Regions from separate parts of the Homo sapiens genome. Here region 2 is linked to region 1. Evidence: chromatin loops called from intact Hi-C (ENCODE). Cell type or tissue: B cell. All regions are shown on one strand. Each heading gives the region's core, and the rest is flanking DNA. Links, peaks and the distances in the headings are about the cores only.

Region 1 (7,538 bases), core at 2,149-6,148:
TCAAAAAAAAAAAAAAAGAAAGAAAGAAAGAAAGAATTACGTTACCCAAATTTGTTCATCTTAGAAAGGCTCCTCAGTCATTCCATGTGAAGTGGCTATTCCAGGGTAATTGTGCCGTGACTACGCTGCATTTCAGTTTGACTTCTCTTTTTTAAAATCACTGGATTACTCTCACTAACGGGGATATTTAATTTTCTAATTGAACATGGCCAACTGTCCTTTGTGGATGTCCTGATTTGATTTGCTAGTTTAGACCCTGGAGGTAGGGGTGAGGAAATATTGGGTCACATTAGAATACCTTATCTCACTTAGAAGATATATAGGAATTTCTTAATAATATCTAACAGTTTTCTCAATACGCATTATATTTAACAGTGATAGTTTACAGGGCAAGAAGGGGACACAGAGGACACAACCTTAGAATTTTAATTTGGTCATAAGTGTTTCTGTTTTGTTTTGTTTTTGGAGACAAGGTCTCACTCTGGTGCTCTGGCTGGAATGCAGTGGCACAACCATAGCTCATAATTTGGTTGTAACAGTTCTTTAAAAAATATTGTTGGCTGGGTTTGATGGCTAACACCTGTAATCCAAACACTTTGGAAAGCCATGGTGGAATGATTGCTTAAGCCCAGGGGTTCAAGACCAGTCTGGGCAATGTAGTGAGACTCAGTCTCTACAAAAATTTAGAAAATTGGCCTTGTGTGGAGTTGCCTGCCTATAGTCTCACCTACTCAAGAGGCTGAGGTAGAAGGATCACTGGAGGTTGAGGCTGCAGTGACCCATCATTCAGCCACTACACTTCAGCCTGGATGACAGAGTGAGACCTCTATGTGTACACACACACACACATATATATATACACACACACAAACATATATATATATACACATATATACCCTATATATATGTGTATATATATATACACACATATATTTATACACCCTATATATATAATCAAAATAATATGTATGTTTGCCAGGCATGGTAGCTTACACCTGTAATCCCTGCATTTTGGGAGGCCGAGGTGGGCAGATCACCTGAGGTCAGGAGTTCGAGACCAGCCTGCCCAAAATGGTAAAACCCCAACTCTGCTAAACATACAAAAATTAGCCCAGTGTGGTGGCACGCATCTGTAATCCCAATTATTCAGGAGGCTGAGGCAGGAGGATTGCTTGAACCTGGGAGGCAGAGGTTGCAGTGAGCCGAGACTGCACCATTGCACTCCAGCCTGGGCAACACAGCAAGACTCTGTCTTAAAAAAAAAAAAATATATATATATATATATATATGTTGAAAGAAATTTAAGCACAGAAGAAAAGTGAAAGACTATGGTGGGGAATGTGATAAAAGGTGAGTGTGGCTGCTACAGCTCGGTGAGATTTGGTTTCCATCTTAAGGAACTGCCCTCCCACACTGAAACCACAACCCAGCACATGCCAATTCTCACACTATTTATACTTTGCACAAAGACAGCAGAAGGAGGTCAACATCATCGTTCATGACATGGAAGTCTATTCCCCACTGAGACATTTTAAAAATGTTATTGTCTTAAGCCCTCTTCCTTCTAATAAAGCCTATACAAATACACCCATACAAGCCTGAAACTACTCAAAATTAAAAATCAGGCTTTTGAAATCCCATAAATAAGAAAACACAAAAACAGCCACTTTGAGGAGAGAGTGGAATGGAGGGGGTTAGGGGGCTCGCTTCACCTCCTGGCCCCATGTGGAGATAGGGATGGAGTCAAGGGAGACCCTGGGAAGTCATTTGTTCTGACTGGGTTTTCCCCCAGCTCCACACTTTGTTAACCATTTCCTGGGAAGAGCTTAGGAACCTCCTGTGCTCTAGTGAGTTAGGGCCTCCCCTCACAGGGTATTGGCAAGGAGAAATTCTGAGACTCTGTGACTGAGAAGCTAGCACAGTGCTTGACAAGTACCTATGGGAACTGTCGTCCTCTGTAACTATCATGTAGCCTTGGAGTGTTGAGATGGCCTGGCCTGGCCTGAGGCTTGGCAAAGCTGTTTGAGGGTCAGCTGCTTTAGGCTCCCACTTTCTCCTCAATCAAAGTGGCTGCTTTTGTGTCTGTTTATTTATGGTTTTAAAAACCTGATATATAGGCCGGGCGCGGTGGCTCACACCTGTAACCCCAGCACTTTGGGAGGCTGAGGCGGGCCAATCACGAGGTCAGGAGTTCAAGACCAGCCTGGCCAACATAGTGAAACCCCGTCTCTACTAAAAATGCAAAAATTAGCCGGGCATGGTGGCACGCACCTGTAGTCCCAGCTCCTCGGGAGGCTGAGGCAAGAGAATCACTTGAACCCAGGAGGCAGAGGTTGTTGTGATCTGAGATTGTGCCACTGCACTCCATCCTGGGCAACAGAGCGAGACTCCGTCTCAAAAAAAAAAAAAAAAAAACCTGATATATAAATAGAAAGTGCAGCTGGAGGTGCCGAGGCTCAGTGTCTAGGGCTGTGCTTCATGGGCTTCCTTGCTGGCATGTGGCCAGGTGAACTCTGGGTGTAAGGTGGCTCCTACCCTGGATCTACAATCCCCACCACCTCTCCCAGGCCTGAGTAACCAACACAACGCAGTGCTAAAGAGCGCGTGAGTGACGGGCATCAAGCCCATCCAGGAAGATTTGAATGCCATCTGGGCTGGGGGCTGTCGGGGTAGGGACTATGGCTGCCAGAAACCAGGACGGTCATAAAAGATGAAATATTAAAATAATTGTTATTATATATATTTTTATTTTTGAATAGCTATCTAGTATATTATTTGAAATGCATGTGACCTTACACAGAAGGTTAAAGGCAAATACCCTGTTGGGTGGGCCTGGCTTAGCTCAGGGAGGGAGCCCTGTCTGAAAACGCTGCAACTTACGTTGTTAGTCTTCATTCAGCAGAGCATCTGATCACATCTTCTGTCACTCAGGACCTGAGGGGTGGGGTTTTAATCATTATCCAGTCAGGGACGCTGGGCTGGGAACTGTCCAATCAGGCATGCAGCTGGAGCAGACAGGGCGGCTTCCGGGATTGGCGGGGCCTTTGTCTCTCCCTTCAGCCCGAGCTCCGGGTCTCGTCTTCACTGCTCTGTGTCCTCTTCTTCTAGAGGCCCAGCCTCTATGGCCCTCTGACCTGCAGGTATTGGCGATCCATAGCTAAGACGCCAGGTCCCCCGGAAACCTAGAAATGGTGAGAATGTCGGGTCCGACATCCCGAGAGAGGGGAAGGGGCTGTGGCGGGACTCAGACCTCGCCGCAGTCAGCTCCACAATTTGCGCCCTGAGTTCTCCTCGCCCAGGCGGCCTCAGTCCACTTGGACCATAAGATGGCGGCTGCGCTGACAGCCAGCCCCCCGGGCGTCCTTTCTCCTCCCTGCTCAGTGACTGTGTCCTGGCCTGCAGCTCTCTCTGGGTGGCTCTGCATCCGCAGCGCCGGGTCTCTCCCAGATTGTGCAGGGACCACGGGAGGGTCGTCAGGGGCGAATCCTGACGGGTGCCGGGTTCATGAATGGGAAGAGCTTTGGTCCGTGGCGTTCCTAGTCTCTCTTTCCTTTCATTAAAAATGTATGAGAGTCAAAAGGCCTGGCGCGGTGGCTCGCGCGTGTAATTCCAGCACTTTGGGAGGCCGAGACAGCCTCCCGAGTAGGTGTAATTACAGACATTTGCCACCACGCCCGGCTAAATTGTTTTCTTTTCATATGGCCATTAGAAAAATAGATGAAGCAGTCATGGTCCCTACAATCCAGGAGCTTTTAGTCTAGCAACTGGATAAATGGTTAAATTAAGCATCATATAATTGGTACAATAAATAGATGTGTGCAGAAAATTTGGGCTCTATTTGTGCCACTTTATATAATTGTGACTTGCGATGTCATCACCTGAAGGGATATTTATAGACAGAAGAATTATTTCTATTTCCATTTCTTTTACCTTGTTAATACATATTTATCTTTTAATAAAATTACCCTAGAAAACCTTTATAAATGTGTTCAAATTGCTTATTAGTATATGTCATATAATTGATAGGGCAGGGTCTAAGAAAGATTAAAATTATACAAACTCTGAGATTTAAGGATTTTTTTTTTAAGGTAAGTTTAGGAAAAACAGAACTGGAAATACCCCAGTGGCATAGAGAACAGAATTCTATATAGAGTCCACTCCCTGCCCCAGTTCTGCTCAGGTTCACCTTTTTGGAGGCCTTATTTAGGTCTGGCCCTACCCTTAAGTCTTGCCTCATAGAACTGATTTTTGGAGATCGGAGTTTTGGCTGGTGAATTCTGCTGCTAGGGCTGGTGCTTACAATTCCTGAAACACAAAAGCAGATAAATTAAAAAAATAAAGTATATATTTTATGGTTATAATTTTTTATTAAAACTAGTGCTTGCATTCTATCTAGCAACTTGTTTTCTATTCTTACAGATCTAGTAGTTGCTCTACAAGTCACAAACAAGTAAACAGACACAATATAAATTTCTCTAAAATACATTAAATTCTTTCCGCATTCCTCTCTGTCTATATTTAGCTTTTATTGTGTATACTTTTTAAAAAAAATCAATGACAGAGAAACAGAAGAAATAAAAATGCCGGGCTTTTCATCTAAATCCTGGGAATTATTAAACAGTACCAGCTCCCAGGGTGTTATAAAAATTAAATTACATAATGTGTTATCCCAGGCACAGTGCCCTGTAACATAATTTTTTTTCTTTTTCTTTTTGTTGTATCTCAGCACTTTTAGCTTGTATAACTTTTATAAGCCAGGTGAGGTGGCTCACACCTGTAATCCCAGCATTTTGGGAGGCTCAGGTAAGTGGATCACGAGGTGAGGAGTTTGAGACCAGCCTGGCAAAGAGACCAGCCTGGCCAACATGGTGAAAGCCCATCTCTACTAAAAATACAAACATTAGCCAGGCATGGTGGCGGACATCTGTAATCCCAGCTACTCTGGAGGCTGAGGTCGGAGAATTGCGTGAACCCACGAGACAGAGGTTGCAGTGACCCGAGATCACGCCATGGCACTCCAGCTTGGGTGACAGAGCGAGACTCCAACTCAAAAAAAAAATAAATTTTTGTATAATTTTTATTATCATTTATTTCTAAGTATAGTCTTTTATAATATATTTTTTTTCTATTTTACTTTAAGTTTCGGGATACAAGTGCAGAACGTGTAGGTTTGTGACATATGTGTACATGTGTCATGGTGGTTTGCTGCACCTATCAACCCATCACCTAGGTTTTAAACCTGGCATGCATTAGCTATTTATCCTAATGCTCTTTCTCTCCTTGTCCCTCCACCCCCCGACTGGCCCTGGTGTGTATGGTTTGTCTCCTTGTGTTTATGTGTGCTCATTGTTCAACTCTTACTAATGAGTGACAACATGCAGTGTTTGGTTTTCTCTTCCTGTGTTAGTTTTCTGAGGATAATAGCTTTCAGCTGCATCCATGGTCCCTGCAAAATACATGATCTCATTCTTTTTTATGGCTGCATAGTATTCCATGGTTGTGTATGTACCACATTTTCTTTATCCATTCTATCATTGATGGGTATTTAGGTTGGTTCCATATCTTTGCTATTGTAAATAGTGATTCAATAACATATGTGTCTTTTTTTGGGGGGGGACAGAGTGTCGCTCTGTCGCCCAGGCTGGAGTGCAGTGGCATCATCTCAGCTCACTGCAAGCTCCGCCTCCTGGGTTCACGCCATTCTCCTGCCTCAGCCTCCCGAGTAGTTGGGACTACAGGTGCCCACCACTATGCCCGGCTAATTTTTTGTATTTTTAGTAGAGACGGGGTTTCACCAGGTTAGCCAGGATGGTCTCGATCTCCTGACCTCATGATCCACCCGCCTCAGCCTCCCAAAGTGCTGGGATTACAGGTTGAGCCACTGCGCCCAGCCACATATGTGTCTTTATAGTAGAATTATTTATATTCTTGTGAGTATATACTCAGAAATGGTATCACTGGGTCAAATGGTATTTCTGTTCCTAGATCCTTGAGGAATCACCACACTGTCTTCCACAATGGTTGAACTAATTTACATTCCCACCAACAGTGTAAAAGCATTCATATTTCTCCTCAGCCTCACCAGCATGTATTGTTTCTTGAATTTTTGATAATCGCCATTCTGACTGGCGATTTATTTAGGTCTGGTGTTATAGATCTAATGCCGCTTTCTTTTCTCATGGTTGGAGAACAAATTAGAGAATGTTCCTGTGTAAAAAAAAATTATTTTATTGGATAATTTCAGTCATTTCTGTAAGTCAGAACCAGTTCTCTTCACTTTCTTATTTTACCTTGAATCAAATTATAAATTCTTTCCATGGCCACTTTCTAAATGTGTATGTGTGTGTGTGTGTGTGTGTGTGTGTGTGTGTGTGTGTGTTTTTCAGGAACCATTGAAATTTAGGGATGTGGCCATAGAATTCTCTCTGGAGGAGTGGCAATGCCTGGACACTATACAGCAGAATTTATATAGGAATGTGATGTTAGAGAACTACAGAAACCTGGTCTTCTTGGGTGAGGATAACTTCAATATACAATTCCTATTATACCCTAAAGGTTTCATTTTTCTTTTTTGTATAATGTTTTTAGGTAATTTATGCTTTGCATAAGTGAGTTTCAGATCCCTGTTTTTATAAAAATCTTAGGGATTCATCTCTGTAGAAAAGAATTTCTTCAAGATATTTCATCTTGACCTGAACTTTCTGCATTCCTGAGCTAATCTGTATTCTTCACTCTAGATTAGAGTGGTAATTCCAGAAGTTTAGTGGCATAAAATATTATTGCTCACACTTTAAAATCTAATTGCCAACACCAGTTTTTGATTTGTTGTACTGGACAGTGAAATTAAGAACTAACAAATTTAAAATATTTTCTAAATATTTAGAAATTTCTTTTATAAATCAGTATTTTGGGATTGATTTACAAGAATATTCTATTTCACCCTCTTTACTGACTACATTGCCATGTTGGTGATTAGACAATATAAGCAAGATTTATGTTATTTACTTTCAATAAAACAGGTATTGTTGTCTCTAAGCCAGACCTGATCACCTGTCTGGAACAAGAAAAAGAGCCTTGGACTAGAAAGAGACATAGGATGGTGGCCGAACCCCCAGGTAGGTGAGAGTGAAAGTGAATACAACAGATAACATAGATGAGCGGTTCAAAGGTCAAAGAAAAAGCTAGTGCTTATAATGTGATTTGGGAAGCTGTATTCCAAAGGAAATAGTTTCTGGAAAGCCAGAGTTTTTCTTTTCTTTTCTTTTTCTTTTGAGAGATGGAGTCTCGCTCTGTCACCCAAGCTGGAGTGCAGTGGAACAGTCTGGGCTCACTGCAACCTCCATCTCCAGGTTCAAGCGATTCTCCTGTCTCACCTTCCCAAGTAACTGGGACTACAGGTGTGTGCCACCACGCCCAGCTAATTTTTGTATTTTTTTAGTAGAGACGGTTTCACTATGTGTTGGCCAGGCTGGTCTCGAACTCCTAACCTCAGGTGATCTGCCCGCCTTGGCCTCTGAAAGTGCTGCGATTACAGGCAT
Region 2 (7,538 bases), core at 2,375-6,374, 640 kb after region 1:
AATTAAGGTAGAAATTAAGCAGTTTTTTGAAACAAATGGGAACAAAGATACAACATACTAGAATCTCTGCAACATGGCTAAGACAGTGGTAAGAGGGAAATGTATAGCACTTTTTGATGCTCACATCAGAAAGTTAGAAAGAGGTCAATATAACAACCTAACATCATAAATAAAAGAATGAAAGAAGCAAGAGAAAACCAACTCCTAAGCTAGCAGAAGACAAGAAGATCTGAACTGATGGAGATTTAGACATGAAAAGTCATACAAATAAGAAATCTATTGAGTTAAATCTTTTGAAAAATTTAATAAGATAATAACCACTTATCTTATTATCTTATAACAAAGTTAATAAGATTAATAAACCACTAATAAGATTAGTGAAAAAAGAAGAACCAAATAAACACAATTAGAAATGACAAAAGCGACATTACCACTGACCCCACAAAAATATGAATAAGTACTGAAGTCTACTACAAACTTCTCTGTGAAAACTAGAAAATCTAAAAAAAAAAAATGGATAAATTTCTGGAAAAATCCATCTTCCCATAACTGAACAAAAACAACAAAATGAATCAGTGAATAGACCAATAACAAGCTCCAAAATTGAAATAGTAGTAAACAGCCTACCAACCAAAAGAAAGCCCAGGACCAGCCAGTTGTGCTGGCTCATGCCTGTAATCCCAGCACTTTGGGAAGCCGAGGTGGGAGGATCACCTGAGGTTAGGAGTTCGAGACCAGCCTGGCCAACATGGTGAAATACTGTCTCTACTACAAATACAAAAATTAGCCGGTCATGGTGGCACCCGCCTGTAGTCCTGGCTACTTGGGAGGCTGAGGCAGGAGAACTGCTTGAACCTGGGAGGTGGAGGTTGCAGTGAGCCGAAATCCCACCACTGCATTTCAGCCTGGGCAACAGAGCGAGGCTCTGCCTGAGAAAAAAAAAAAAAAAAAAGAAAGAAAGTGAGTCCAGGACCAGACAGATTCACAGCTGAATTCTAACAAATGTACAAAGAAAAACAAGTATTATATCTTACAAAACTATTTTAAAAAATTGAGAAGAAGGGACTCCTCCCCAACTCATTATATAAAAGCAGCATCATTCTTTTTATTTATTTATTTATTTATTTTTGAGACGGAGTCTCATTCTGTCGCCAGGCTGGAGTGCAGTGGCGCGATCTTGGCTCACTGCAACCTCTGCCTCCTAGGTTCAAGTGATTCTCCTACCTCAGCCTCCCGAGCAGCTGGGATTACAGGTGTGCACCACCACACCCAGCTACTTTTTGTATTTTTAGTAGAGACAGGGTTTCACCATGTTGGCCAAGATCATCTCCATCTCTTGACCTCCTGATCCACCCACCTCAGCCTCCCAAAGTGCTGAGATGGCGTGAGCCACTGCTCCTGGCAACAGCATCATTCTAATACCAAAATCTGGCAGAGATAAAACAAAAAAAGGAAACTTCAGGCTAATATCCTTGATGAACACTGATGTAAAAATCTTCAACAAAATACTAGCAAACCAAATCCAGCAGCACATTAAAAAGCTAATCCACTATGATCAAGTAGGTTGTATCCCTGGGATGCAAGGTTTGTTCAACATACACAAATCAATATGTTTGATTAATCAGATAAACAAACTACAGATAAAAACCACAAAATTATTTCGATACAGAAAAAGTTTTCAATAAAAGTTAATATCCTTCATGTTTAACACCCTCAACAAACTTGGCATTGAAGGCAAATAGTTCAAAATAATGAGTTATCTATGACAAACCCACAGCCAACATACTGAATGGACACAAGCTGGAAACATTCCTTCTTGAAAACTGGAGCAAGAATGCCTTCTCTCACCCCCACTATTCAACATAAAATTGGAAGTCCTGGCCAGAGCATTCAGGCAAGAGAAAGAAATAAAACACATCCAAACAGGAAGAGAGGAAATTAAAACAATCTCTGTTTGCAGATGATTCTTTTTCTTTTTATAAAATTTAGCATTAAACTCAGAAATTAAGATAACAGGATAGAGAACAGAGATATTCACTGTCACAAATTTACCCTGCAAAAATAACAACCGATGATTTCATAAATCTTGTAACTCACCCATTATCTACAACATTTGGTTGTAGAATGCTACCAAATAAAAGAATAGGTAAAATCTGCCATTTGGATACTATTTTTTCCATGAATCTCAGAGAATCCGAGGGGCAGAAATCACTTCTGTTTTTCCCTCAATACCCGCATAAGATTGGCTGACCCGCAATGTGTCTCTAAGAAAGGGAAGCTAGGTTGGGTGAAGACAATGTTAATGTCTGAAGTGGTTAGCTTTTCAAAGACACCAGGAGATTCCTCTTAGCCCCAGGGCATCCACCTGCTCTCTTGAGAGACTACACTTCATACCTCTTGTTGTCCTGTGAGAGAAAATGACCCAGAAGCTAATAATCATCAAACACTCTAGCAGACATAGCCATGGTGTGTACCCTGGTTTATTCACAGCCAGTACTGAAAACCAGGACCAGGAAAAAACTAAAGGGTGGCTGAGAATACATCATCCCATAAAAATTAAAAAAACAAAAAAAAAAAACAAAAAACAAACTTGACCCCAAAACACTTTCACAAGATCTCTGTGCCTAGGGGAGACAAAAGAAAAAGAGGCACAGAGATTTTTTTACAATACAGTGTCAGGGAATTAGTTTTGGTTTATTTTCATGGGCGATATTTACAAACAGAAAACAAATCTTTTTAAATGTCCCACCCAATGGTTTGTAAAAAAATAATTAAAATACAGTATCAAAAATGTACCCTAAAGGACAAACAGATAATAATGTGAATTAGAGAGGGAAAGTTGGCATTTGGGATAATCAGAAGAAACTGGAAATTTAGTATTTTACTGCAAGACAGAGTTAGGCTGGAGGAATGGGGGTTGAGGGGTAGACTTGAGACCCCGTTTGAGAAACATGAAAAAAAAATGCAGAAGATCAGTCTCCTGTGGAGTGTGAAAATAGTTAAGTGACAGGCAATTCGAGGTACGTGGCTGCGATGCCTGGATTCCTACTTTAAAAAAAAATGTAACTCAAATGTATTTTTTTGTAAATTACTACATTAAGGAAAACAAAATTTAGGCGTAACAAACTATAAACTGCCTATTAAGCTCTGATTACATAACCAGAAAATTTGTACGCTCAAGGTGCAAATTTAGAAACTATGTAACTGTACCTAACCGATTACTGAATTTGGGTTTTTGCATCATGCATCTTATGAAAGTCTTTCCTTCAAGCCCGTCCCATGGATAACAAGCTACACCCCATAACTGGGTGCTCTACAATTTTAGAATCATTCTTTAATTAAATTCTTTAATATTTTGGTGATGACTCCCATAAATTTTTAACAGAAGGAAAGAGGAATTGGGAACGCCACAGACCAAAGCTCTTCCCATTCATGAACCCGCAGCCCGAGTCAGGATTCTCCTCTGACGATCCTCTCTGGTTCCTGCATAATCTGGGAGAGACGCAGCGCTGCGGGTGCAGAGCTGCCCAGAGAGGGCTCCAGGGCAGGGCACAGTCACAGTGCAGGGAAGAGACAGGACGCCGGGGCCCCGGCTGTCAGCGCGGCCGCCATCGTATGGCTGAAGGGGACTGAGGCCGAGCTGGGCAAGAACTCTGGGCGCAGATTGTGAAGCTGACTGCGGGGAGGCCTGGGTCCCGCCACAGCCGCTTCCCACCGGTTCCAACCAGCCCCGTTCCCTCTCTCGGGATGTCGGACCGGCACTCTCACCATTTCTAGGCTTCCAGGGGGCCCTGGCGTCTTAGCTGTGGATCTCCCAATACCCGCAGGTCGCAGGGCCACACAGGCTGGGCTTCTACGTGCAGAGGACACAAAGCAGACAGACGAAAATTGGAGCTTCGGCGGCAGCGAGAAACAAAGGCCGCGCCAAATCCCGGAAGCCGCCCTGTCTGCTCCAGCTGCGGGCCTGATTGGACGGCCCCCCGCCCAGTGTCCCCGATTGGATAACGTTTAAGGCCCCGCCCCCTCAGGCCCTGAGTGACAGATGTGATCAGATGCTGGACTGAATGAAGAGTGACAGCGTAGGCTGCAGCCTTTTCGGGCAGGACTTCCTCCCTGAACTGAGACAGGCCCACCCCAGAGGGTACTGACTTTAACCTTTTGTGTAAGATCATATGTATTTATAAATAATACGCTATATGAATATTCACAAATCAAAAGAACATAGACCGGGCGCGGTGGCTCACGCCTGTAATCCCAGCACTTTGGGGGGCCGAGGCGGGTGGATCATCTGAGGTCAGGAGTTTGAGACCAGCCTGGCCAACAAGTGAAACCCCGTCTCTACTAAAAATACAAAAAAAAAAAAAAAAAAAAGTAGCTGGGAGTAGTGGCGCGCGCCTGTAATCCCAGCTACTCGGGAGGCTAAGGCAGGGGAATCGCTTGAACCCAGGAGGTGGAGGTTGCAATGAGCCGAGATCGTACCACTGAACTCCAGCCTGGTGACAGAGTGAGATGAAAGGAAGGAAGGAAAGGAGGAAGGGAGGAGGAGAGAAAGAGAGAGAGAAAAAGAAAGAAAGAAAAGAGAGAAAGAAAAGAAATAAGGAAAGAAAGGAAAGAAAGAAAGAAAAGAAAAGAAAAGAAAAGAAAAAGCAGAATAACCACAGGTAGATCACTATCTGGTGACCACCTTTCTTCCAGAGATCAGACACTGAACAAAGGATGATGGGGCCACAGGGGAAGAAAACTCTATGTCTTCAGATCTGTCCACAGTCTGGACCTCCAATGTTAGATATGAAGAAAACAGATTAAAGGCAAAATTATTTTGCTATTTGGCCTTGGCCCTAAGTGTCAGGATGTAGTTTTACGTTTTCTCCTGTGCGTGCGGGGACTAAGGACCAATCACATGCATACATATCTACATGTATTGCAGCGTTACTCAACATTATCTTACAACACATCTAACTTTAAATCAGGGGAAAATATTAGTACCTTTATGGAGCCCACTGTTAGAAGGTAACTAGTAATCAACCTGTCATTAAATCATGGCACCTATCTGCACTGGGTGCATGTATTAGTTAGCTATTGCAGCATAACCAACCATCCAAAACTTATTAGGTAATAATTGAGATGGTCAGCCATTTAGGCTGGGCTCACTGGGGCCATTCTTCTGGTCCCAGCTGAGCTCCTTCAGACATGTATCAACAACTGCTTCTTGACTAGGAAGCTGTGCTTCTGGGGGTAAGCTTCTGCTTCTGGGGGTGAGCTTCTGCTTCTGTCAACAGAGGCACTTTGCTTCTCTTCCCCACCCACCATGTTATGTTATCCTCCAGCTGGCTAACATGTGCTTTGTTCATGGAGAGGGCAGCATTCTGAAAGAAAAGCAGAAGCATTCAAGACCATTTGAGCCTAGGCCCCAAACTGGCACACGGTCATGTTCACAGGTTTCTACTGACCTGAGGAAATAAGGTCAGCCGTATCTAGGGTCTGGAAAACAGATTCCATATCTCAATGGGAACGGCTGTAAAAAAGCACGTGGCAAAGGATATAGGAGGGATGAAAAATTGCTGCAATTTCTGCAATTAGTATCATTCTGCCTTTTTTGCATATGTGGTTTATACAACTCTTTCACATGAAGAAACTTGTCCAAAGACCCAAAGCTACTAATTGGCTGGGCTGAACCTCAGGATAAATTCTGACTCCAAAGCTCAGGCACCTCCATAGATCAAACTATATTACTAGAGTAACTGCCACAGACCCTTGAAATTCTGGAGAGTGACACTTCTGCAAAAGAAGACAGTTTTTTTTTTTTTTAGATTTGTGCCCACATAGTACTGTTTATTATTGGAAATAATCCTGTCAAGAAATTGCAGAAGCACATGGTGGTTCACACCTGTAATCTTAGCACTTTGTGAGGCTGAGATGGGAGAATAACTTGAGCTCAGCAGTTCAAACACAGCGTGGGCGACATAGTAAAATCCTGTCTTCATGAAAAAAAATTAGCCAAGCATGATGTTGCATGCCTGTAGTCCGAGGTACTCTGTGACTAGGGCAGGAGGATGGCTTGAGTATGGAAGGTAAAAGCCGCAGTAAGCCATAATTGATTACACCACTACACTCCAGCCTGGGTGATAGAATGAGACCCCATCTCAAAAAAATTGCAGAAACATTTTGAAAGGACATAGAATAATTTGGAAAAATAGCTGAGGGATGAGTTTAGAAAATCAAAGCCCAACAACAGATTATTCATTTTTGATCAGAGAATACATTTGAAAACTTCTAAAAGAAAAACAACTTTAGGGCCGGGCATGGTGGCTCACGCCTGTAATCCCAGCACTTGGGAGGCCGAGGCGGGCGGATCATGAAGTCAGGAGATCGAGACCATCCTGGCTAACACGGTGAAACTCCGTCTCTACTAAAAATAAAAATAAATAAAAATAAATAAAATAAAAATAAAAATAAATAAAAATAAAAAAATTAGCCGGGTGTGATGGCGGGCGCCTGTATTCCCAACTACTGGGGAGGCTGAGGCAGGAGAATGGCGAGAACCCGGGAGGCGGAGCTTGCAGTGAGCCGAGATCGCTCCACTGCACTCCAGCCTGGGTGACAAAGCGAGACTCCGTCTCAAAAAAAAAAAAAAAAAAAGAAAAGAAAAAGAAAAACAACTTTAGATAAACTAAATTTAACAGAGTTTTATTGGGCAAAGAGGGATTTGCAAATTGAGTAGCCTGTGGATCCAAAGTAGGCTCTGAAATACTCCAGCACAGCAACATGATGGTGAAAGATTTATGGACAGAAGAAGCAAGGTGACATCAGAAAATAGAAGTGAAATACAGGAACAGCTAGATTGATTACAGCTTGGGATTTTCCTTATTTAAACATGGTTTGAACATTTGACATCCTTTTATTGGCCAAAACACAGTTGTTGGTACAAAAATGAGTACAGTCTATTTACACATTCAGTTAGGTTTCAGTTTACTATGTAAACAAAACAAAACAACAAAAAAACTTATTGACCAAACTTAAACATGAAAGGGGGTAGATTTAGGGTATAATTAAACAATTTCTCCTTTTTTGGTCATCTTCTAAATTTTGATAGACCAAAACTTTAGACATTGATAACACTGTCACCATCAAAAATGTACTTAGTCTCAGATTCCACTGTGAAATAGCAGAACTATGGGTTTTGTAAAGTGGAATCAAGAAATTCAGGTTATTATTTTATTATTATTTTTAAAGGTTTGAGTAGAGGGAAACCCCTTGTGTTAAGATCTGCTGTTTACAGAAGAAAAACAAAACCTACAGAATCTACCTATTTCCTTAAATTTTCAGTTTGATTTTGTCTGTTTGGACCTAGTGCACAAGCTCAGTCCAGAATGATGGCCTCTAATAATTTTGTTCAAAAAATTTTCAACAGTGCACAGTGTAACCAAAACTCAGGGCCTTAGTACCACTGTTTCCATTATTTAGGGTCTTTGTTCTTATGTCATTCCTAGGTTATGGTTTCATCATAGTTACATATGTCTTTGAGTTTCTGTCATTCC

What was found. A loop is a pair of places that touch in the nucleus more often than their neighbours do. Peaks named below come from ENCODE experiments on the same cell type or tissue, not always from the same donor. Only the 100,000 strongest peaks of a DNase experiment are listed, where the experiment ranks them.
Region 2: it touches region 1 in a loop (6-fold over the local background); 1 of 110 quality-filtered maps calls a loop at or near these places.

The regions. Positions count from the first base shown.
Region 1 is chr19:23,754,400-23,761,937 of GRCh38, reverse strand. ZNF681 (zinc finger protein 681) reads left to right here and starts at 3,047. Exons shown (of 4, transcript NM_138286.3): 1 at 3,047-3,191; 2 at 6,387-6,513; 3 at 7,020-7,115. The coding sequence starts at 3,189. It also overlaps a transcript of RPSA2 not described here. RefSeq lists an enhancer at 2,849-3,367. In B cell, for the core only: CTCF peaks have their summits at 3,522 and 3,721; DNase peaks (open chromatin) are centred at 2,997 and 3,617; H3K4me3 peaks cover 1,514 bases; H3K27ac peaks cover 1,048 bases.
Region 2 is chr19:23,113,407-23,120,944 of GRCh38, reverse strand. It overlaps ZNF730 (zinc finger protein 730), which reads right to left and starts at 3,920. Exons shown (of 4, transcript NM_001277403.2): 1 at 3,769-3,920. The coding sequence starts at 3,771. In B cell, for the core only: a CTCF peak has its summit at 4,498; a DNase peak (open chromatin) is centred at 3,974; H3K4me3 peaks cover 1,281 bases; H3K27ac peaks cover 720 bases.